3 separate regions of the Mus musculus genome follow, and regions 2 and 3 are each linked to region 1. The links are chromatin loops, found by intact Hi-C in ENCODE. Cell type or tissue: left cerebral cortex. All regions are shown on one strand.

Region 1 (8,000 bases):
TACAAATGAAAGAACAGAGACTCTCAGAGAACACAAGTAGCTTGTCCTAATATCAAGATAGAAGCTGCAGTCCACACACTATGTTGCCAGATTCCCAATGCTGGTTCTGAGGCGCTCACCATTTCTGCTATGACTGCGTTCTTTCTCTACAGATCTGGAGTGGAGGAGGCGGTTGGTCTGCCCTGCAATCTCAGTTCCCTGGGCTATGGGAGTTGCAGAGGCTGACAAGCCCTGAGCAGGTCAATGAGGACACTGTTTGATAATTCTGATTCATTCTCCACTGGGACTCTGGATAGCAACTGTGCAAATTCTCCAATGAAGCATAGGGTGTGTGGCTCAGTGATAGAGCACTTATCTAGAATCCCCCAGTGAGGGACCAGGGAGTGGCTCAATGGTAGAGACCCTGCCTAGAATTCCCCAGTGAGGGACTGGGGTATGACTCAGTGGTAGAGCCCCTGCCTAGAATCCCCCCAGTGAGGGACTGGGGTGTGACTCAGTGGTAGAGCATATATCTAGAATCTATATATTCTGAGTTCCTGAGTTCTATCCCTAGAACTGGGAAGAATCTATCCCCAAATACAATCACATTCTAAAGTAACAGAAACTGACTTGAACATGCAAGTTTGGGGGACACAGCTCAGCCTATAAACGTCCTCCTTACAAGAAGATTGTTCATAGCCAGCTCTCACGCTGCTTTTCTAACCTTAAGTCCTAAAGGATCGCGTGGTGCCACCTGACACACCCTGGCTTCCTCCTTCCAGCCCCTTCTCCACCCTACCTGTGAGGGACCCCATGTTGCCATGTTTTCCACACTATCATCTGTGGACATAGGATCACATCAGGCTTACAGCAGGCACTTGGCAGTTGCTGAAGGAACAACCTTGAGCCTGCTCTAAGCACACTCCACCTGGGGGGCTACCACGCTCTGGGGAGAGGAAGCAACCTCCCAGGATGCCATTCTCTGCCCCCCCCCACCGCCGCCCCATAGAACTGCAGAGGACAAGGACAGAGCAGAGAGCCCCATTTAGCTCTTCAGAAGCTCTCTGATGGTCTCTGATGGAGGCTCTGGAAAGGAGCTCTCATTCAGAGGTACATGGCAGAGCTGAGAACCTGCTTGCTTTCCCACAGAAAGCTCAGCCTTCCCCACCCCACCCCCCATCCCCGTGCTTGGAGGACAAGAAGATACCCCAGCATTTCAGCAAAATTTAACGCACTACATGCAAAAATAGCCCATCAGCAAAGAGGTGCCTGGCGTGCATGCGCTGTGGCTCTTTCCCTACCCCATCCCCAAACCCAAATAGATGAGGCACCCCCCCCCATTCACAGGGAGATGGAGTTTCTCACACATACCCCCCACTGGCATCCAGGGACACCCCCAGCCTTCCCTGGTGCTCACCGAGGCCTTTACTCCCAGGGTGCAATGCTTCCTCAGCCCGCTTTTTAATTAATCTTCTCTCCCCCGTGCTGTGCAGTTTCAACAGAGCCTGAGACCCTTTCAGTGGTGGATGTCACTGCTCCCCAGGAGTATCCCAGTAGGAGCCCTGTGCCTGCATGCCTTAATTAGGCAAGTTAATTACTTGCCAACTTGAAGGGCTGATCAGGCCTCTGCAGGAAGCATACCTCCCAGGGCTGTTCTGGATTCTCACAGACCCAGGATATCCCTGTCTCCCACAGGGCACACAGCTGAGGAGGGGTAGCTGAACACCCCACAATCCCACATTCATTGTCCAATCAAGAAATCCAGTCCAATATGTGAGAGCATACACCTGTAATCCCAGAGTACAGGAGGATGAGTCAAAGGAGCATGGGTTCAAGGTCAGGTCAGCCTGGGCTGTGTAGAGGAACCTTGACTTTAAAATAATAACTTTACGTAGACAAAGAAAGTCAGGCATAGTATAGCAAAAGTTTTTGAGATGAGAATGTGGCTCAGTGGTAAAGCCCCTGCCTAGACATCAAAGACCTCATTGCCTGCTAGAATAGCTCTTGTTCTCTCTGTATCCACTGCATAAGGACTGATGGTGGAAGCAGTGGTCAGGGAGATAACCCACACAGCACAACACAGAACAGGTACCAACTCCCCTGGCTTTGGCTCAGATCCTAGACTCCATTCCTGCTATTTCTGCCTCCACGGCAGGTTCAGTCCCAGCTCAGGACAGAGCCTGGACAGTGTCCTAGACTCAGGACCAGCATGCTTGCCATCCGTTAGGTTTAAGAACGTCTAATTCTTGTTCCCACCAGCTTACCAGAGTTCTCTTGGAGGCAGGGTACCCCTCTTCACGTATGAATAAACTGATATAGAGACGTGTGAAGCTACAGAGATGGCTTGGTGATTAGGACTTGCTGCTCTTCTAGAGGACCAGAGTTTGGTGACCAGCACTCACATTGGGTGGCTCAAAACTGCTTGTAACTCCAGCTCCAAGGGATCAGATGCCTCTGCAGGCACCCAGAACACACATGCACATAACACACACAGATATACACACACACACACACACACACACACAGAGACACACACACACATTAAAAATAGAACAGATTTTTTTTTTCTGAGACAGGGTTTCTCTATATATCACTAGCTGCCTGAAACTTGTTCTATAGACAAGGCTGGCCTGGAACTCAGAGATCCACCTACCTAGGTGGTCTGAGTGCTAGGATCAAAGGCATGCACCGCCACCACCTGACTCTTCTTTTCTCTTCTTTTCTTTTCTTTTCTTTGCTTTGCTTTGCTTTGCTTTGCTTTGCTTTGCTTTGCTTTGCTTCCCTTCCCTTCCCTTCCCTTCCCTTCCCTTCCCTTCCCTTCCCTTCCCTTCTCTTCTCTTTCTTCTCTTTTCTTTCCTTTCCTTTCCTTTCCTTCTTCTTTCTTTCTTTTAATTGTGCCTAGCTGGGTTGTGTTGGCTGAGGGCTAGGAAAATTTAAGGAAAATGTATTGATTATTCTCCTGCCTCAGCTTTGGGGTGCTAGAAATCTATTTGGCTAGGAATTATTTTCAGATATCTAACTGAACATCAACGTAGAGACATCCAGAAGGCGATTGTGCATGTGAATCTGCAGTTTAAGGAGAGTCTAGCCTGGAGACAGAAATTCAGGGGTTATTGATAAAGTGATGATTTGAAAGCTAGTAGACCAGAGAATTAGCACTGAGGTCTAAGGTCTGAGCTGTGAGACGCAACCACAGGAGTCTGTCAGGGAGAAGGGGAAGATCCTGGTGGACCAACCAGTGAGATAGGAGGCTAAGCAGGAGATGCGGGGTCCAGCAAACCGAGGAAAAATGATCCCCCAGAATAAGGAATTGTGCCTAGCTGGGTTGTGTTGGCTGAGGACTAGAATTGACTTTGCAGGCCCGGTGTGTAGCCAGTGTGGGATCAGTCAGGAAAACCTACTAGAGGCAAGCCAGGGCTGCGGAGGATTTGAGTGTAGAGTTTCGTCTCAAAGCATAGCAACAAAGCTGACAGTGGCTAGAGTAAAATGGGGGTTGAGGGAAAGGATTTTTTGGTTTTGTTTTGCTTTATTTTTGAGACTTGGTTTCACTATATAGTCCAGGCGAGTCTCCAACTCACGATCCTCCTGCCTCAGCCTTCCGAGTGCCGGGATTACAGGCTTGTACCACCACACATGGTTAGAGAAAGTTGTTTTTTTTTTTTTTGGTTTTTTTTTTTTGTTTTTTTTTAAATGAGAGAACAGTGACATCATTTCTCAAACAGGGACAGAGTAAAAGGCATGGGTGTGTTGCTGATGCAAAATCGTGCTTCTTGAGTCTCACATCCCAGGGGGCTTTTACCAAATCCAGAAGGTCTCAGGCAGCCCACCAGCTCCCAAGGCCACCCCCAGACAGATGTCACTGCTCTCCTAACGGTGACAGTGTGAGGTGGATGCCAGGCCTAGAACTGGCTCCTGCCCCCTCCCTCCCCCTCCCTAGCTGAATAATTTAGGTTCTATTCTAAGTTAAAACCAAATAAAGCAATTTAGAATGACTAATTCCTAGTGGAATTTATGTTCCCCAAATGCCTTGCTGGTAACAACGCTAGGCGCCATTTGTCCCTTTTATTTTAGCTGTGTGACTTCGCAGAGGAGCTCCTCACTCAGGGTGGCCTTGTTTCTAGCCCCAGAAAGAAGACAGCCATGAGTGAGTCTCTCAACACTTTTGCCCCACTTCCCCTTTTCAGACAGCATCACACATAGCCCAGGCTGGCCTTGAATGATTATGTGGCCAGGGGTGACTTTGAACTCCTGACCCTCCTGTTCTAGTTTCCTTGCTATGGCTGTGGTAAAACACTCTTATCCAAAAGCAACTCAGGGCGGGAATGGTTTGTTTATTTGGCTTATATTTCCAGATCACAGTCTGTTGGGGATTTGGTTTAACACTTGTATTTTGTTAATTAGGTTCCCAAAATTGCAGGAGAATCCCTCATGTGAGACGCTGAGGGTCCCTGCCCCCAGTTGGTTTCAATTGGTAAATCAAGTTGCCAGCGGCCAATGGTTGGGCAGAGAGACAGAGGTGGGACGACGTTAGGATTCGAGGTCAAGAGGACAGAGAGAGGAGTTAGAACAGCCATTTCGTGGAAGCAGGAAGATCAGGCCTGAGAAGTAAGCTACAGGCTTGAGAGCTTCAGAAGACAGAGTACCAATCATGTAAGAGCCGGAGAAGGATGACCCTAGGGGGGCCCTCCCCTGTTTGGGGTAGCAAGGATGGAATATAGATTTTAGTAAGTAATAATTAAGGAGTATTGGAGGGTAGGTGTTAACAACATGGAAGTTTGGGAGTAGTCCAGCCACTGAACTGATTAAGGCATATTAAATATAAGGCCCTCTCCTCTCTTCTCCTCCCCTCCCCTCCCCTCCCCTCCCCTCCCCTCCCCTCCCCTCCCCTCCCCTCCTCTCTCTCTCTCTCTCTCTCTCTCTCTCTCTCTCTCTCTCTCTCTCTGTGTGTGTGTGTATGTGTGTGTATTTCATTCGGGAATCCAGAACGTTGTGCGGGTAGCAAGGAACTTGTGCCAGTGCCAGGAGGTCTGAGTAACATTAATAGCCCACCACCACAACAGTCCGTTATTGAGAAAAGTCATGACAGGAGCTCAAGTAGAAATTTTAAGGGGAAACCATGGAGGAGAGGCATTTGCTGACCTACTCTTTTTATACAAACAAGGGCCAGCTAGCTGCCTAGGGAATGGGACCGCCTTCTGTGGACTGGATCGTCCTTCATCAATTAGCAATCACAACAATCCCCCACAGACATGCTATAGGCCAATCTAATCTGAGCAATCCCTCTACTGAGATTCCTTTGAGAAGTGACTCCAGGTGTGTCAAGTTGACAGTTAACCAAGTAGGAAACCTCCCGAGCGGAGGTTGCAGGGATGCACCATCACAGCAGGCTTGCTTCCTCTTCATTGACTTCCTCAGCCTCAGCCTCAGCCTCAAGCAGGGCACACAGTAATGTAGCTCCCTGCAGAACCGACCATGGGCAAGGTCGCCGCAGCACTTAACAGTTGAAGAGATGGAGGAAAGTGCTGAGCCAGAACAGGGATTTCTCACTGGAGGCAGTGGGACACATGGCAGGTGCTCCCAGGGACTTGGGAAGGGTGGCATGAAGCAGCAAGGTTGCCTGCTGCAGTGACACAGCCAGTGCGTTCAAAGCATTGCTCATGGGAGAAAACACGAAGGGAAGAGAAGAATTGGTGAGGAACACTCACCATTCCTCTGCAAACCTGTCTCTTCCCAGCTTATAGAGGCAGTGCCCTCACCCGACCTGGGACCCCAGACCTGCCAATCTAGGATGGGGCCATCCATGCTCAGACTGGCCTTCTGTGCATACAACCTTCCCTAGACTGGACACTCCGATGTGATCGTGTCTAGGAGAAAAAGTGTCTGGTGAGTCCAAAGGTCCTGAGGTCCACATGCTGTATGTGCTCAAACAGCAAGGAGCTGGGCACTTGGCTGGGACAAAGGCAGGCAGAGTTCTGGGCTAGCCTGGTCTACACAAAAAGCTCCAGGACATCCTGGGCTACATGGAAAGATCCAAACTCAAAAAAAGAGGCAGAACAAAAACAAACTGTACAAACAAACTAGAAGACCAGAAGCAGGGGTAAGGGGGGGGGGGAGGCTCAGGTCAAGCTTGACAGCCTCTGCCTAGCATCTAGCTAGAGCCTTAAGGGTGGAGAATGGTGGTGGAGATAGAAGAAAAAGAGTGTGTATGTGGGAGAGATGACCACAGTACAGGTTTTACTGGGTGATACTGGGAATCTGATACCATGTTCTGCTGCAATGTTGACTATTGATTGTCTTGGTTAAGTTCCAATTCCTGTGATAAAGCACTGTGACCAAAAGTAACCTGGGCAAGGAGATGGTTTATTTGGCTTACAGGTTACAGCCCACCACAGAGAGAAGTCAAAGAAGGAATTCAAGGCAGGAACCTGGGGGGCAGGAACTGAAGCAGGCCATGGGGGAGCATTCTAGTTGCCTATGGCTTGTTCAGCTACCTTGATATAATCCAGGACCACCTTGCCCAGGGCTGGCACCTCCCACAGTGGTCTGGACCCTCCCACATCAGTCGTTAATCGAGGAAAATATTCCACAGTCCTGCCTACAGGCAATGTGATATAGGCATTTTCTCAGATGAGGTTCCTCTTGTATGGGGTTGACAAAAAATAAATAAGAAGAGGAGGAGAAGAAAGGTAGAGGAGGAAGAGGAGGAGGAGGGAGAGGAGGAGGAAGGAGAGGAGTTGCTGGAGGAAGAGGTTGGCTGGATAAGGATGGTTGTGGGGCCTTCCTGCTGGGTCCCCCTTGAGGCTATTAGGAGCTGTGCATCAGACTCCCCAAAACAAACCCAAGCTGGTTGGTGTCTGTCCGCCTTGCCCGCCTCCCCCACACTTACAGCGTGGGGCCTCGTTGTCCTCCCCTGCAATACAGAATTTAACTGAGATTCTGGGTAGAAGGTTCTGGGTCAGAAGAAGCAACCAACGGAGTCTGTAGCAGAAATGGGAGAAAAACGGAAGCTGGTGGGGAAAAAACAGAAACTAGAGTGGGAGGAACCGGAAGCTGAAGGAGGAAGGTCAAGCAGGAGAAACCCTGGAAACAGCTCTGAGGAAGGTACTCAAGGGAAGTGATTCTTTCCCGGAAGTGGTTCTTTCAGGTGCCTGTGGGATGCGTGTTTCTTTACAAATGAGGCTGAAGGAGGGGCTGAGTTTCCTGAGGGATGGCATGAGGTTGAAATACGAGGCTGTAGCCCTGCTAATGTCCGGGGCGGGCTCTGTGGTCAGCTGGACCCTGCTCCGAACTGTGGAGCAAGCAAGAACTTAGCACATGGACGCTGGAGGCTTCCAGCAGACCCTGTACAGGTCTGGTCATTCCTTCTTGGAAGAAGCAGAGAACCCGAGGTCACACATGTTAAACACCTACTGTATACCAGAAATACCCACACGGGCCTTCTCATCCATTCTTATCACAGGTTTGGAAAGTGTCATTTACTCCACTCTCAGTTTACACACAAGGACCATTCGGAGATCGTAGTTCGCAGAAAGTCATGCAGCATATGAATCAGCTGGGATGCAAAAGGAAATTTATCTGGATTCTACCGGGTCGTACCAGCTCACATCGTTCCTGACTTCCCGTGCATCAGCAGTCTTAAAACTTGCCTCTATGGAAGAAAACACTTTGAACAGCTAATGCTTCCAGTCCTCAGAGTTCAAAGGGGCCTCAGTCACTCTTCTGTCAGATTTCCCAGAATGGATCCGAAGTACTAAATTTATTGTGTTGTAAGCGTCTTTTGCAGTATTCCAATAAAGGGCTTTGATTTATAGCTCACACATTATTTTAAATACATTGGCAAATGATAAAAATCAGTCCTGAAAATGCACTTCAGGAGAGGCTGTGTTACCAGAAGAAAAGAACCAGCGAGATTAGATACTGCATTAAAAGATAGAGTGATGGATGAAGCCCCAAAGTGCAAATTTAGTGTGACTTACCAGGAAAAAAAGTTGGGGGGCAGTAAATCCAGAGTGACAATGTGT
Region 2 (8,000 bases), 72 kb after region 1:
GCAAGCTCATCATCCTAGTGCCTGAGAGGTGAAGGCAAGGGTTCAAGGCCGCCTTCAACTACACAGTGAGTTCAAGGTCAGCCTGAGCTACGTCAGGCCAGGTGGAGGAGTTGGTTCAGCTGTTAGCATTTGTTCTGCTCATTTAGAGGACTGAGTTCAGTTCCCCCCACCCACATCAGATAGCTCACAACCATCTTTCAGTCCAGCCCCAGGGACATCCAATCCCTCTGGTCTCCATGGGAACTTACTCTGCGGTGCACATAACCACACACAAACACACATACATATAGTTACAAATAAAAATAAGTAAATCTTGGGGCTCAGTGGCTAAAAGCCCAGGATTCTCTTCCAGAGGACCTAGATTCAGTTCTCAGAACTCACATGGAGACACTACAGTTCCAGGGATTTGGTCAGCCTCTTCTGACCTCTGTGGGCACCAGATATGTGCATGATGCACTGACTGACATACATGAAGGCAAAGCATCATACACAATTTTAAAAATAAATCCTAAGATGTGTGTGTGTGTGTGTGTGTGTGTGTGTGTGTGTGATGGCAACGTGTGTATGTGTGTGTTCACGCATGTGGAGACCCAAGGTTGTTGTCCAGAATCTATCACATGTTCATCTTATTCACTGAGGCAAGGTCTCTCAGTCAAACCCAGAACTTATCAATATTGCTAGTCACTAGTCTCTCTAGCCAGCTTACTCTGGGGATCTTCTGTCTTCGCCTTCTGAGCCTGGAACTACAACCCACCTGACAGTTACGTGGGTCCTGGGGACCAGAACTCAGGTCCACATGCCTGTGGGTCAAGTGTCTTTAACTGGGAGACATCTCCCCAGCCCCAGCTCCTCCACCTTATTTTTTGAGATTCTCTCTGAGCCTCGAGCTCACTGATTTGTGCAGACTTGACACCTGATTTTTCTGCTCTTCCTTGACAGAGCCTTCTGTCCCTGCTGTAGGGTTTCTCAGTCCTGTGCCTGCTTGATCATTCTTCATGAAGGTTAGTTCTCCCAGAATGGAGCTCTTGGAATCCCTCTCGTTAGGTGACAGGTGAGGTGTAAAGGGGAATATATATATATATATATATATGTGTGTGTGTGTGTGTGTGTGTATGTATATATATGTATGTATATATATATGTATGTATATATATTAGTGTGTGTGTGTCTGTGTGTCTGTGTGTGTCTGTGTGTGTGCGTGCACTAACAGCTTCTCTTTCTCCCTCTGGCATTCTGAGCATAAGGCTTGAGGGTGTCCCTTTTTTCATCAAAAAGGCCACACAGAATGAGCTCATCTTGTGCTCTGGAGCCAAACTGACTGCCAGCTCACCTTTTAAGAAGCCCACATCTCGGTGGAGGACCCTCAGATCTCTTTGTCCCCAGGCTGAGGCTGAGTCGGCTGTGAGTCAGGCACAAGGCTGAGCAGGCACCACTGTCCTGAGCTGCACCCTGCCTTCCTGAGCTGCATGTGAAGGAATAAGCCGAGGACATCCTTCATTTGCTGAACAAGCGTGCTCTGAGTGCCTGCTGGGTGCCAGGCACCGGGCTGAGACCTCTTGTAGACGCCATCTGTGATGGTTACCATTATAGTCAACTTAACACAACCTAGAATCACCTGGGAAGAGAGGCTCAGTGAGGGGCTATCGAGTTCAGATTTTCAGTTTAGCCTGTGGACATAACTCTGGGGGTTGTCTTAATTGAGTTAATTGATTTGGGAAGACTCAGCCCACCATGGGCAGAATTGCTCTTTGTGTTGGGGAGGGGGTGCTCTGCACTGTATGAGAGAGGAGAAATTGGGCCAAACACATGCAAACATTCACATCTCTCTGGTCTTGACTGGGAATGTCATCTACTGTCATGCGACCAGCTGTCTGAAATCCCTTCCCTGACATTCCCACAATGATGGAATGTAATCTAGAATCCTAAGCCATACTAAACCAGACACCCCTACTTCCCCTAAGTTGCTTTGGGTTAGAGTATTTTATCATAGCAACAGAGATGAAACTAGGAAAACATATTACATAATTCCCCTGCCAATGTTGGGAGGGTGATACCCACGTGTTCAGCCTATAGATGTGGCATCTGAGGCCCCAGGAGACTTTAGTCTCTTGTCAGTTCACCTAGCTGGTAGTAAGAATAAGCCTTTGATTGTGGACTCCTGACAGCCAGACTCTCGGGAGGAAGAGGCAAGTGGATTTGGTGTTTAGGTCAGCCTACAGACAATATGGAATGAGTCTGAGACCGGCTCAGGCTACATGAGACTATCTCAAAATAAAACAAGCCAGGGCTGGTAAGATGGCTGCTACAGGCATTCACCATCAAGATGGACAACCTCAGTTCAGTCCCTAGTCTCATGGTGGAAGCAGAGAACCAATTCCCAAAAGGCTTCTAGCTTAGTGAACCCGTAAATTCACAGAAGGCTTACTTACAGTAGTAGCATGGATGAGGGGTGACCCCAAAAAGACCACTGAAGAGTCCAGACCCAAGAGAGATGATGATTCCCAAAAGCTTCAAGATGAGTCCCCCATTCAATTCACTTTCTGGGGTGGGGGACCAGGCCATGGTGGCATACACCTTTGGTCACAGCACTTGGGAGGCAGAGGCAGGCGGATCTCTTGAGTCGGAACCAGCCTGGTTTATAGAGTGAATCCTAGGACAGGCAAGGCTACACAGAGGAACCCTGTCTCAGGAAAAAAATAAAACAAAACAAAAACAAACAAAAAAACCAATTCACTTGCTATCTCCTATACACTCCAGCATCTCCCGGGACGTGTTAGGCTCAGAGGGTTGCTCCAGAGGGAGGGAAAAGCTAAAATCTCCAATGAGGATCTAAAGACCCTCTCTCCTCCCTGCCCCCCACCTTCCATGAGGGGACCCAACAGATCTGATCTCGTGAGAGTTCCCTGCAGGTAAGCACAGTTCTGATCTCTTGATAGTTATCCATGACATCCCAAGCCAGTGCCCAGGAGATTCATTCGGAGATCCGTAATCCCATCTACACAGACCGTTTCCCAGAAAGGCTGTGTTTTTTTAAACTTTCACATTTTTAAAATTTGTTTATTGGCAGCAGTGGTGGCAGAGGGGTGTTGCATGCCACAGAAGCCAGGTGGCAGTCACAGGACAACTTGCAGAAAGTCCCTGTAGGTTCGGAAGACTGACTGGGCTCTCCAGCTTGGCAGTAGGCACCTTCACCCAGAGCCATCTTCCTGGCTAAGGGACAGTTCTTCCACAAGCCTTTCTCCTAACTGAATTCCAAATTCTTTTTTTTTTTTTTTTAAAGATTTATTTATTTATTATATGTAAGTACATTGTAGCTGTCTTCAGACACTCCAGAAGAGGGAATCAGATCTCGTTACAGATGGTTGTAAGCCACCATGTGGTTGCTGGGATTTGAACTCTGGACCTTCGGAAGAGCAGTCGGGTGCTCTTACCCACTGAGCCATCTCACCAGCCCAAAATAAATTCTGTTTTTTTTTTATTTGTTTGTCTATCTGTTTGTTTATTTTAATGTACACTGTGTACTTATTTTTTTATAAGTACACTGACGCTATCTTCAGACACACCAGAAGAGGGCATCTGATCCCATTACAGATGGTTGTGAGCCACCATGTGGTTGCTGGGAATTGAACTCAGGACCTCTGGTAGAGCAGTCAGTGCTCTTAACCGCTGAGCCATCTCTCCAGCCCCTGAATTCCAAATTCTAATAGACCTGAATTAACAGATCTTTGAGAGCCAGGTACCTTGCTGGGCCCTAGAACTACAACTGTCAATCACTCCCTGAAGGCCATTTCTCTTGCTAAGAATCATGTAAATGTGGAATGACAGTTCAAGGGATACATGTATATTGTGACCCACCTCCACCCTGCAGCCAGAGGCTCTGGTGGCAACTGCCTATTCTAGAACATAATCCACTGTAGTACATCCTACCTGTTCTGGATTGGGCTCCACCTCCCTTGGAGCCAGGCCCTGGCTTCCACAGCCTGTGTGCTCAGAGGGCTGTCATGTTGATGAAAATACCGGGGAGCCATCTGCAGGGTTCTCCCTCTCTCGGGCTTCTCTGGAGCCTGAAATAAACGAGAAAGAGATGTTCCTGGCAGGGTCTGCTGAGGAGTTTCACGGCAGGAATAAAAATTGGCTGCGGTAGCAGAGAAATCCTGGAAGGGAGAGGGATTTCTAGGCTAACACACCTCTAGGAAAGAACGTAGGTGTGAGGTTGGGGAGGAGGTGAGCCCGCTGTCCCCCCCATGTCTGCATGCGCCTCCTGCATTCATGCATATGGGAGCATACATGCCAACACAGGTGTGTGCACCTGCCTGCCCCAGGCAAGTACAAGCATGGGTTTGAGGAGCCCAGCAGACACCCCCATCCTACATTTTCTCCTACTGATCACAGCTCCATCTATCACCTTCAAGCCCACCTAACATCTGGAGACACCTCTGATATATTTCTACCAAACTGGGCTCGGCACCCCTCCAGGGCCTGGGAGAGAAGCCAGGTTCTCCCTGGCTCCCTGGGCATTCTTTAGAAGCTGGCATGGCTCCAGGCCCACCTGGCAGCATGTTCTGGCTTCCCTTGTCTTCTCCATCTGCCCTGTGATGTGGCGGCGTGACCCCCAAGCCAGCCAGATGCCACATCCACAGAGTAACAGACCCAAATCAGCTGGTGGGTGGCTTTTCCCAGACTCTGTCGCAGCTTTGGCTGACTCCAGATGTGCCTCCAGATGTGCCTCTGCCAACCCCGCCTCTGGGTGCTGCCTCCTGACTCCTTCTCCTCCCATCAGAGTCTGGCCTCAATCGAGGCTCCTTTACGCAGCAGAACTTTGCTTAGTGACCCAAGTGATGCCAGCTCTCAGGAGTAAAAGGCAAAAAGATCAGAAATTTCAGGCCATCCCTTGCTACAGGAACTCTGTCTCAAAAATAACAAGATGCATGGCCTGTCAAGAAGTTGATAGCCTCTTCTCCTCTCCTACCTCACCCCAGGTGGGATCTCCTCGGTCTAGCTTTGGGTAACCCACCTCAAACCCCAAAGGGCAGTAGATCTCTGGACCGTTCAAGGATCATAAACCCAAGAGTCCCACCAGGATTTTCCTGGGAAGCTCTAGCCTTCATCTGAACTGGCAAGAACCCAGGAATTTACACGCTGAGACATGCACATCTGAAACCCCTGGTATCGGCCAGGCATGGTGGCGCACGCCTTTAATCCCAGCACTTGGGAGGCAGAGGCAGGCAGGTTTCTGAGTTTGAGGCCAGCCTGGTCTGCAAAGTGAGTTCTAGGACAGCCGGGTCTACACAGAGAAACCCTGTCTCGAAAAAACAAAAAACAAAAAAACCCTGGTATCACACAGGGGGTTTGTGGGGTTGAATCCAAGCTAGAAAGTACTGCCCTTGCCTGAATCAAGCCACGTGTCAATGGATTTGTTGTTTTTATGGTTTTGTTTAGAGACATGGTCTCAAGCCCATGCTGACTTCAATTTCCTGGTCCTCCTGTCCCCACCTCCCGAGTACTGGGATGGTCAGTATACCCCACCACCCTCCGTATCTAGGTTGCTAAGGATCCAACACAGGGCTTCACGGATACTAGGTGAGCACCTTACCAGCTAAGCCACATCCCAGCCTTCCCATTCTGAGTCAATGGTTCTGGAAAACTAGAGTCGATGTAAGCTGACGTCTTCATCCCATCCCTTAAGACTAACAGAGCTATGAATGGGGGGGGGGGGGGGGCTCCACATATCAGAATCCTGCATGGACAAGGGATGTTATAACTCCAGGTTCAAATTCTACCAAAAATGCCTCCCCTAACACCTTGCCACTCATTTAAGGTTTGAGAACACTGGACCATGAGATGGGCAGATCTTAGTACTTCCCTGTCTTTTCTCTCCACTGCAACCTGCAAAGTATGGTGTGATCCTAGCCTCCTCCCCCTCCTCCCCCTCCTCCTCCTGTTTTAATGTTTAAAACAACAGTCTCACTATGTTGCCCTGACTAGCCTGTGCCTCCGTAGTGCTAGGATTGGAGTCATGCGCCAGCCACCCCTGGCTTCATTTCATTCATTAGAATCACATTTTAAAATGAGTATCTGGTTCCTTCATTGGAAGAATTCATTATGTTTGAACCAACTTGTGTTAGGGTGTGTGCTTCCTCAACTGTGTATCCTATGGAGCCTAAATACAGGTCGAGCCGCAGTATACTGTAAGGAGAGAGTGCTCCAGATGGCAGAGGCAGAGCATTAAGGAAGTGAAAGCAAAATATCCCATTAATAAGTTTTACATTGAGGGTTAGCAAGATGGCTCAGCAGGCAAAGGAGCTTGCTGCCAAACCTGATGACCTGAGTTCAATCCCCAGGTCCTACCAGATGCAGAAAGAGAATCCGCTTTCTCAAGTTGTCCTCTGACCTACACACAGGTGCCATGGCATACACACACACACACACACACACACACACACACACACCACATTAATTAATTAATTAACTAGTTAATTAATTAATTAACATAGTAAAATAAAAGATCAAATAATATAGCCAGGCTTGATGATCTAATTCTGTAATGCCAGTACTCACTTGATGGGTAGACAGTGAACTTGAGAGAGGTCTGAAGATTTCAGGGGCTTATAGCTATTTGAACTTCTCAAGTAATGGGGAGCCACAGAAGATAGCAGAACAGAGCAACAGCAGAATCAGCCATCAGTACTTGGAAGGACCCCTCCGGCAGCTTCAGAGAAGATGGTTTTGATTCACAGGGGACCTGTAGCCCACACGTAGCAAGTACCCTGCTCAGGGGCCTGGTCTGTGGAAAAGAGAATCAGTACACATGCTGGTTATAGGTGAGGTGACTCCAGGACAGGGTGGAGCTGGAGAGGACAATGAAATGGCAGAAGCCAGAGAAGAAAGATCTAAGACATTGACGTTCTGGAGTGTGGCTCAGTGGTAGAGCCCCTGCCTTGAATCCCCCAGTGAGAGGCTGGGGGCGTGGCTCAGTGGTAGAGCCCCTACCTTGAATCCCCCAGTGAGGGGCTGGGGCGTGGCTCAGTGGTAGAGCCCCTGCCTAGAATCCCCCAGTGAGGGGCTGGGGTGTGGCTCAGTGGTAGAGCCCCTGCCTTGAATCCCCCAGTGAGAGGCTGGGGGCGTGGCTCAGTGGTAGAGCCCCTGCCTAGAATCCCCCAGTGAGGGGCTGGGGTGTGGCTCAGTGGTAGAGCCCCTGCCTAGAATCCCCCAGTGAGGGGCTGGGGTGTGGCTCAGTGGTAGAGCCCCTGCCTAGAATCCCCCAGGGAGGGGCTGGGGGCGTGGCTCAGTGGCAGAGCCCCTGCCTTGAATCCCCCAGTGAGGGGCTGGGGCGTGGCTCAGTGGTAGAGCCCCTGCCTAGAATCCCCCAGGGAGGGACTGGGAACATAGAGAAGTTATGGCTATGCCTAGGACTCAGGGTATCTCTGAAGCAGTGATTCTCACATACACAGTAAATAACAGGGGTTTAGCCACATGCTTATTCTCATTGTCTCAACAGGAGGAGACACACGGTCACACAGACACACAGACACACACACAGAGATATGCACAATTCTTCTTCTTTTTAAAGTTCTTCACGTTTTTATTCTTTGTGCACAGAGACTAGCATGATCAGTTCCACTTGGTAGTCAGTCGAACAATCCATTCAAGGTCGCTCAGTCCAACTTAATGAAGCCCATGTCCTTCGAGTACTGATGGAAACACTGGTGGCTCATGTTCAGCCCGTATTTGTGGATCAGACTGTGGTGGTTGGAGCAGACGTGGCTGGAGCAGGAACCCTGGCTGAACTTCCGTGGGTGACTCCAGTAGAGCTGCTGGTGACCCATCTTGCCTTCAGACATCCAACAAGGGAAAAGGACAATTCTTTAAATAAAAAAAAGAAAGAAAGAAAGAAAGAAAGAAAGAAAGAAAGAAAGAAAGAAAGATTTATTTTATTTTATGTGAGTCCACTGTAGCTGTTTTCAGACGCACCAGAAGAGGGCATCAGATCTCATTATAGA
Region 3 (8,000 bases), 63 kb before region 1:
TTTTGCACCTTTTCTGGGGCCACTACTAAATTCTGTTCCTTCAACTGTGTTACCACAAAGCTATAGGCTTCATCAAGCAAGGCATCCCTGGGAGCGGCAAGAAGTATATCGTCCATATAGTGATAACACTTCACGTTTGGAAATCGCTCTCGAACTCCTTTCAGAGCTGCATCAACATAGAGTTGACACATAGTGGGACTGTTTGCCATATCTTGTGGCAGAACTGTCCACTCAAACCTTTTATCGGGTTCAGCATGATTTTGGGAGGGGACAGTAAAGGCAAATCTTACCATATCATTTGGATGCAACGGGATAGAGGAAAAACAATCTTTAATATCTAAAACTATAATGGGCCAATTTCGGGGCAAGGCCGAAGGCAATGGCAGTCCCCTCTGTACCGGCCCCATCAAGATCATTTGCTTATTTATTTCTTTCAAATCATGCGAAAGTCTCCATTTTCCTGATTTTTTTCTTCATAACAAATATTGGAGTATTTCAGGGAGATGTAGAGGGCCGAATATGTCCCAACTCCAATTGTTCTTGTACCAGCTCTTTCGCGGCTTTTAATTTTTCTGAGGGGAGTGGCCACTGAGGAACCCATACTGGATCCTCAGTCTTCCATGTAATAGGTGATGCTCCCTCAGTGGCCCCTAGGAAAAACCCAGTCCGGCCCGATCATTCTTTTTGCGAACTGGCACTGGAGAGGTTCTACCTTGCAGAAATTGCCCTAACCCTTTTCTGGGAATATATCCCATGTCCAGCATCATGTCACGGGACTTGCTGCCATAGCCTCCTACATTAGTCAGAACAAAGCCCATCTGAGTCATCATATCACGGCCCCACAGAGAGACCGGAACAGCCAACATATATGGCTGAAACTGTCCAGAATGTCCTTCCTTGTCTTTCCAATATAGGAAGCAGGAACTCATTTCGGGCATCTGAGCGTACCCGAGTCCTCTCAGAGTTTGTTCTGACTGTTGCTTAGGCCAACCAGAGGGCCAATCTCTGGTACTGATGATACTATGATCAGCAGCAGTATCTGGGAGACCAGATATAGCTTTTCCTTCAATCCTGAGCTTCAATAGGGGTCGGGTATCAAGATTTAGAGAGCAAAATATATTGGAGGTCTCAGTAGAGCCAAATCCCTTGTCTCCCCCATTCTGAATCTTTGGCTGGAAATTGAGAGTGACAGCTGGGCAAAAGGAGCAATTGAGCTATTCTATCACCAGGGGAAATGGCAACGATGCCTCTAGGGGAAGATACCATAATCTTAACCTTTCCTGTAAAATCTGAATCAATTACTCCTGGATGAACTATTAATCCTTGCACAGTAACAGAGCTCCTTCCCAAAATCAGTCCCACCGTATCAGCTGGCAGTGGGCCTTTAAAGTCTGTGTCCACCAGCTGGACTCCCATGCGGGGTGTTAATACGAGTCAGGTGGTGGAACAGAGGTTGAGTCCTGCAGTCCCTGTTGCTGCTCTCCGGGGTGACTCCATTGCATCCGTGGCCTCAAACTGGGCCATCCCTCGGCTACTGCCCCATATATTTGAGGGCCCTGGGGTCGGGGGCCCCTTTTCAAGTATTTTGGCCAGGCACCACCATATCTGGGAGCAAGAGGCTGTCCATGAATATCTTTAACTGACCTACACTCACTGACCCAATGATTTCCTTTTTTGCATCTAGGACATAACCCGGGTACTTTTGGTCGCTGGTTTCTGGCACCACTCAATTGTGGGCATTGACGGTTCATGTGGCCTGGCTGTCCACATTTGAAACAGTTGTTATTCTTCTGGCTGCCTTTTCCTTGTGACATCTGTATGACAGCAGCAGCCAGACCAGAATTAGAAAGAGGTCCTCCTATTTCTCTGCATATTTTCATCCAGACCTCTAATCCTTTATGCTTATATGGATTAATTGCTCGCCTGCATTCTTTGGTGCACTGTTCAAAAATCAGCTGCTTCAGTAGAGGCATGGCAGCATCAGGGTCTCCAAAAACACAGCCTCCTGCCTCTACAAGACGAGCCACAAAGTCAGCAAAGGGCTCTGCGGGCCCCTGAACAATCTTGGTCAGGTTCCCACTCACCTCTCCTCTATTCGGAAGAGACGCCCATGCTTTAGTCCCTATGTTATTAATTCGCTCATATACTTGGATGGAATAATTAGTTTGAGCTGCTACAAATCTCCCTTGTCCCAGCAGCATGTCTTGATCCCAGGCTGGCTGGCCATTGCCAGCGTTGATCGCTGCTTGCTCGGCAGCAAACTCAATGAAAAATGCCTTCCAGTCTAGACATTGGCCTGGTGACAAGCAGGCACGAGCCAGATTCTGCCAATCGCTTGGAGTCATGCAGTAGCGGTGCAGGTTCTCTAACTGCGCTCTTACAAAAGCAGCGCTGACACCGTAAATAAAAACCCCTTCCGCTAATCTTTGAACAATCTTCCAGTCAAGAAGCTCATGATAATGACCTCCCTGTGCATCCTGAAATAGAGGAAAGCACTGGGCTCACAGTACCCTCCAGGTTTCTGGGTGCAGACTACACCCCAATGCTCCATCAGGGGCATACAGAGGCGGCCACAGCGGCCCTGGCGCTGAAGGTTCTACCTTCATTTTCACTTTCTCTAGACTGTCGGCTATGCTCTCCAGATTGTCCTCAGACATATCCACATCACTAGAACTTCCTTCTGCCCCTGACTTTTGGGATCGCTCCTCTCTCACCTGATTCAGTGCCTCATTGCCCTTTTGGAGTTCCGCTCCACATCTTTCCTTATCCTCAATACAATTCCGTACTAGCTTCCACACTGGCAGCACCCCTTTAGCGAGAACTCCCTGTTCTTCTGCAAACTTCAAGTCCTTCCCTAACTTCTCCCAAATGGGCCCTGTAAGATGTCCTGATACGGAGAACCAAGGAGCGACCTGATCCACTGCTTTTAAAACGTTCTCCAGGGCCTCCTTTTTCAGCCCGATTCCTTTCACTTTCAGCAAATCCTTAAGGGCTTGGCGCAGTTTGACCTGAGGTTGAATTTCCCATGGTGCTTGGTGCAACTTGTCCCAAAACCGGGAACCCTATAGTCTCAATCCGAGAACTTAACTTGTCCCACTTACCTGGGAACTTACCAGATAGCTGCCCTGACTGTGATGATTTCTGAACGTCCCCGTATGGGCCACCATTTGTCGTCTCCGATTCCAACCAGCAGAAAAGAGCAACGACATTCTTCTCAAAGCAGTTTATTCAGGAACCTTGCAACATGCAAGCAGGAATCTCTCTGCAGGAATCTCTCTCTCTAGCCCCCAATCGAAATCCCTTATATAACCCCTCAACCACGCCCCATCAGCCCAGTCCACGTAACAGCAGTCCATTGGCCAGAATCATCACTTGTCATATGGTCCGATCTTGCATCATGGTGCACCTGTGCAGTTCACCCAGTGGACGTGGCTTAATCGGGGTATATGAGGAAATCAGGTGCAAGTCATGAGACTTGGCTGCAGTCCTGGGCGCCATCTTGGGACTGCCGCCACACCAGCTCCTCACACTTGGTCATGATGTTTTGTGCAGGAATAGAAACCCTGACTAAGACACCTCGTTACCTGATCAGTGGTCTCACTTATACACCCAGGACCACCTGCCTAGGGATGACACCACCCACAGTGGTCCAGTCCCTCCCAGATGAGTCATTAAGCAAGAAAATGCCTTACAGATTTCCCTACAGGCCTCTGTTGTGGAGGCATTTTCTCAGTTGGGGTTTCCCTTTTCAGAAAACTGGAGCTTCTGTTAAATTGACAAGAATCTCACCAGAACACTCACTATCCAGTCTAGGACAGCTTCTGACCATTCTGCTTCCTCCTCTCAAGTGCTGGGATTACAGGCACGTGTCCCCACACCCAGTTTGTAGAGTGGTTGGGATTGAACTTAAAGCTTCATGCATGATAACTGAGCTACATCCCAAGCCCCCATGACAGTTGGTTTGGTGCCTGTGATAAAGATCATGCATTACAGAAGGTCTGCTCACCTTGTGGCAGTCAGAAAGGGGTCACTGAAGCCAAGTGCTGAACACAAAGCATCTTGGAGCTGCAGCTTCCGATCCCACACACCCATGTCAGGATTTTAGTCTCATAGGAACTGCTAGAAACCCCAGCGATTACATCATCGGATTCGGGTGCTAATAGGAGAGTCCTGGCTGCTGTGGGAATAGACTGTGGGGGGCCTGGAGAAAAATCAGGGACCTAGGAGCCTATTTTAGTAATGCAAGAGGCACACAGTGGGGGCCAAGCTCAGCGATGGTGATGGAGGTGGTGAGAAGGGGTTGAAGCTAGATTTCTTCTGAAAACAGATCTGACAGGGGTTCCCAGCAGATTGGCTGTGGGTGCAGGTGGGGAAGAGGCCAGAGATGACTCAGAGCCTGGGCCACAGCCTGGGATGCTGATAACACTTGCTAAGATGGAAGGCTGGGGTGTAGGGCAGGTGGGGGATTTAGACTTTGGGGCTGGAGGTGTGTGTAGATCCTGTGCCAGGGTGTCTGAGGTTAGAGAAAGCCTCCAGAGGTGGGGACAGTAATATAACAGATCAGGAATAGGTTGAATTTAAGTTGGAAAAGAAAAGAGAAGCGGACCCAGGCAGCCCTGGGCTAGACATCAAGGGAAGAGCAAGACCTGCACAGCCAAGGCCGCAGCATTGCGGCAAGGCCAAGAGGCCTGGGGTATGCCTTCCCATAATCCCTCAGTGAAGGGCTGGGTAGTGTTAGACTGAAGCAGAGACCATGAAAGAACCCCACTCCCTGGCTTGCTTTTCTCTCACTCATATTCAGCCATCTTTTCTTATACAGCCCAGGACCACCTGCCCCAGGGGGCACTGTCCACAGTGAGCTGGACCTTCTTACATCAATTATCAATTAAGACAATGCCCACAGGTCAATGTGATGGATGCAATTCCTCCATTGAGATTCTCTCTTCCTTGGTATATCAAACTGACAGCCAAGCTATCATAGGTACCTACTGCCAAGCCTAAAGACCTGAGTTCAACTCCCAAGAACCCACATGATGGAAGGAAAGGAATGATGCTTGCAAGTTGCCCTCTGATCTCCACCTGTGTGTACCATGGCATGCATGTTCACACACACACACACACACAAGTAAATAAACACAGTGTAATAACGAATGATGAAGAATGAGACCCTAAGTAAGGATTTGATTTGTAGGAACTCACCAGAAAATCAGAGCCATGACCCTTACCTGGAAGGGCAAGGGGATGGAGTAGCCATTGTAAAGTACATGTGATATCTTGTAGCCCACCTCTCTGTTTGAGAATGGCTTTGAGGTCAGTGTGGCTCTGGACATGCCCGGCTTTAGAAACCAAGGGCTACAGTAGCCTACACAGCCCTAAAACTGTCCGGTAAAGCAAGACATTAGAAAACAAAACTACATTTCAGAATGAACAACAAATGTGGTATGAAATATACTATAAAATATAGCTCGCTGAGCTGAATTCATTTTTAAGCAGGCACTTTGTTGTTCCTTTTGCTAAAGCTGGACACCCTTCCCACCCTTCAACAACTTGCTTCTCCAGCAAGAACTGATATCTGGGTAAAGGACGGTGCTATGAAGAACTCTTTGTCTGCTGGGAGGAAAGTCCTCAGAATATCCATGTGGTGAGCCCCAAGTGGATAGATAGATACTGGTCCTGGCATCACATGCTCTAGGGAGCAGCAGCCTCTGGCACTAAAGCAAGGCAAGGCTTGCAACACCTCATCAGCTCCATAGATGAGGGGTGGTCTCCCTGGAGATAAAAGTCAGGTTATCTTGGGGCTGAAGAGATTGTTCCATGGTTACGAGCACTCACTAGATCAGAAGACCCAGGCTTGGTTCCCAGCACCCACATAGCAGCTCACAAACATCTGTGACCTCAGTTCCAAGGGGATCCAATACCCACTTCCAGGTTACATCTGTACCAGACGTGCACATGGTGCACAGACATGCACGGAGTCACAACACCCGCACACATAAAGTAAAATGAAATGCATTGCTTTGAAAAAGCAAGTCACCTCTTCCCTTGGTCCTTTCTCTGTCAGCCTTTGCAGTTGCTCTCTGGCCTCCTGTATATGCAAAACAGTCCTCCTCGGTCTGCTTTGTCTCCTCACATGAAGAATCTATGACAATTTTAGGGAGAAAATCGTTGTCGTGGGGGGGGGGGGGGGAATGGAGTTATTTTAGAGTTCATTAGGCAAGTTAATCCTGCCTTCCAGCCGGGACCTGATGCTTCAGGGAGCCACTGTCTGGCCTCTGCCCCATGCTGTCCAGGCTGGTAGTACTTAGAAGTAGGGGTTCAGGGAGGAAAGGTATAGGGAGATGGCTCAGTCAGCAAAGTGTTTGCTGGACAAACATAAAGACCTGAGTTTGAGCACCCAGAACCCACAGGAGACGTTTGAGTGCAAGGCCATCAAGATGACCCGGTCGGCAAAGGCATATGCCACTGAGAGTAACAACCAGGGTTCAATTCCTGAGGCCCACGTAGGTAAAGGAGAGAGCAAGCCAAGTTATCCTTGACCTCCTCATGCTTGCTATGGCATGTTCACATGTCCATACGTGCATGAAAAGACGAACACACGCACACACACACATTGACATGAAATACATGTCTGTCTTTAAAAAGGCTGAGCATACTGGCACATACACCCACATCACTAAGGAGACAGAGACAGAAGGAACCCCAGGGCTTGCTTGTTTGGCCAGTCTAGCCACACTGGTGAGGTCCAGGCCTAGTGGGAGATCCTGTCTCAAAAAATAGAATGGGAAGTGATCAAAGATATTGATAGCGACCTGATTTTCACCTACATAATATGCATGCATAAACAAACAAAAAGAAATTGGTTAGCAATGGCTCCCCCAAGAGCAGAGCACTGAAATAACTGGCATCCCAGAGAATTCTGGACGTTGTCGTGCACTCTGGGAGGACGTGGCGTTAGTAAGCACCGCCAATCAGGAACTTGAGATCTATAATCTGTAGAAAGAGAAACTGGGGGCTGTCATTGGATGCACGCGTCTGCTCTGCACAGGTCAGGGCTAGGTGACCTCTTACAGGGCTGATACTCTAGGTAGGCAGAGGCAGGTGACGAAGCAAGGGTTAGCAGAGCATTTCACTCCTATACTGCCTGGGACTCCAGGCTCCCACCGACCTCAGGGCAACTTAGTGAGGGGTAGAGCGATAGTAGCATCTCAATACATCCGATTATTGAGAAATACACACTTTCCTTTGTTTCGATGTCAGAGGCTCATGCTCCCTGGAGTGTCTCTTGATGCCAGAGCCATTGATGAACCAGCCTGACTCCATCTTGGGCTTAAAAACCACCTTAGAGTAAAGGCAAAATAGGTTCGTTCCTGTTTGTGATTAAATCTGCTTGGCAAGGATTGGACTATCCTCCCACCTGTAACCTTAACTACAAATGACTCTGCACTTCCTGTTCCAGAAAAACGGCAGACATGTCCTTGTTTAAAGGGTTATTATGATCATCCCGAAACCATGTCTTTGTTTCAGGAGGTTGTTAGGACCAGCTTGTTATGTTTTGTTCTGCTTCTGTAACTCCACCTATTTGCCTGCCTCATTTGGATCCCCCCATCTGGAAACTCCCTATCCCTCATCTATAAAAGCCCTTATTGTGGTGGTTTGAATATGCTTGGACCATGGGAAGTGGCACTATTAGGAAGTGTGACCTTGTTGGAATAGGTGTGGCCTTGTTGGAGGAAGTATATCACTGGGTGGGTGGGCTTTGAGGCCTCCTAGTGCTCATACTCGATCCAATGCAGAAGTGAGCTTCTTCCTGCTGTCTTCAGATCAAGATGTAGAACTCTTGGCTCCTCCAGCACCGTGTCTACCTGTAGGTTGCCATGATTTCTGCATGATGATAATGGACTGACCCTCTGAACCTGTAAGCCAGCCCCAATTAAATTGTTCTTTATAAGAGTTGCCTTATGCTGGGTGGTGGTGGCGCACACCTTTAATTCCAGTATTTG

What was found. Peaks named below come from ENCODE experiments on the same cell type or tissue, not always from the same donor. Only the 100,000 strongest peaks of a DNase experiment are listed, where the experiment ranks them.
Region 2: a loop joins it to region 1, with 9 times the contacts of the local background. A loop is called at or near these places in 3 of 42 quality-filtered maps.
Region 3: it touches region 1 in a loop (9-fold over the local background); 3 of 42 quality-filtered maps call a loop at or near these places.

Annotation. Positions count from the first base shown.
Region 1 is chr5:144,644,057-144,652,056 of GRCm38, forward strand. No RefSeq gene overlaps it. Among named protein-coding and RNA genes, the nearest start is that of Gm52796, 25 kb to the right of the region's middle. In left cerebral cortex, no CTCF peak of the experiment used is centred here; DNase peaks (open chromatin) are centred at 108, 3,526 and 3,819; H3K27ac peaks cover 885 bases.
Region 2 is chr5:144,715,972-144,723,971 of GRCm38, forward strand. It overlaps the pseudogene Gm6272. Among named protein-coding and RNA genes, the nearest start is that of Tmem130, 42 kb to the right of the region's middle. In left cerebral cortex, CTCF peaks have their summits at 4,055 and 7,963 (motif pointing right); DNase peaks (open chromatin) are centred at 1,469, 4,056 and 4,474; H3K27ac peaks cover 209 bases.
Region 3 is chr5:144,581,035-144,589,034 of GRCm38, forward strand. No RefSeq gene overlaps it. Among named protein-coding and RNA genes, the nearest start is that of Nptx2, 39 kb to the left of the region's middle. In left cerebral cortex, no CTCF peak of the experiment used is centred here; DNase peaks (open chromatin) are centred at 3,640 and 4,307.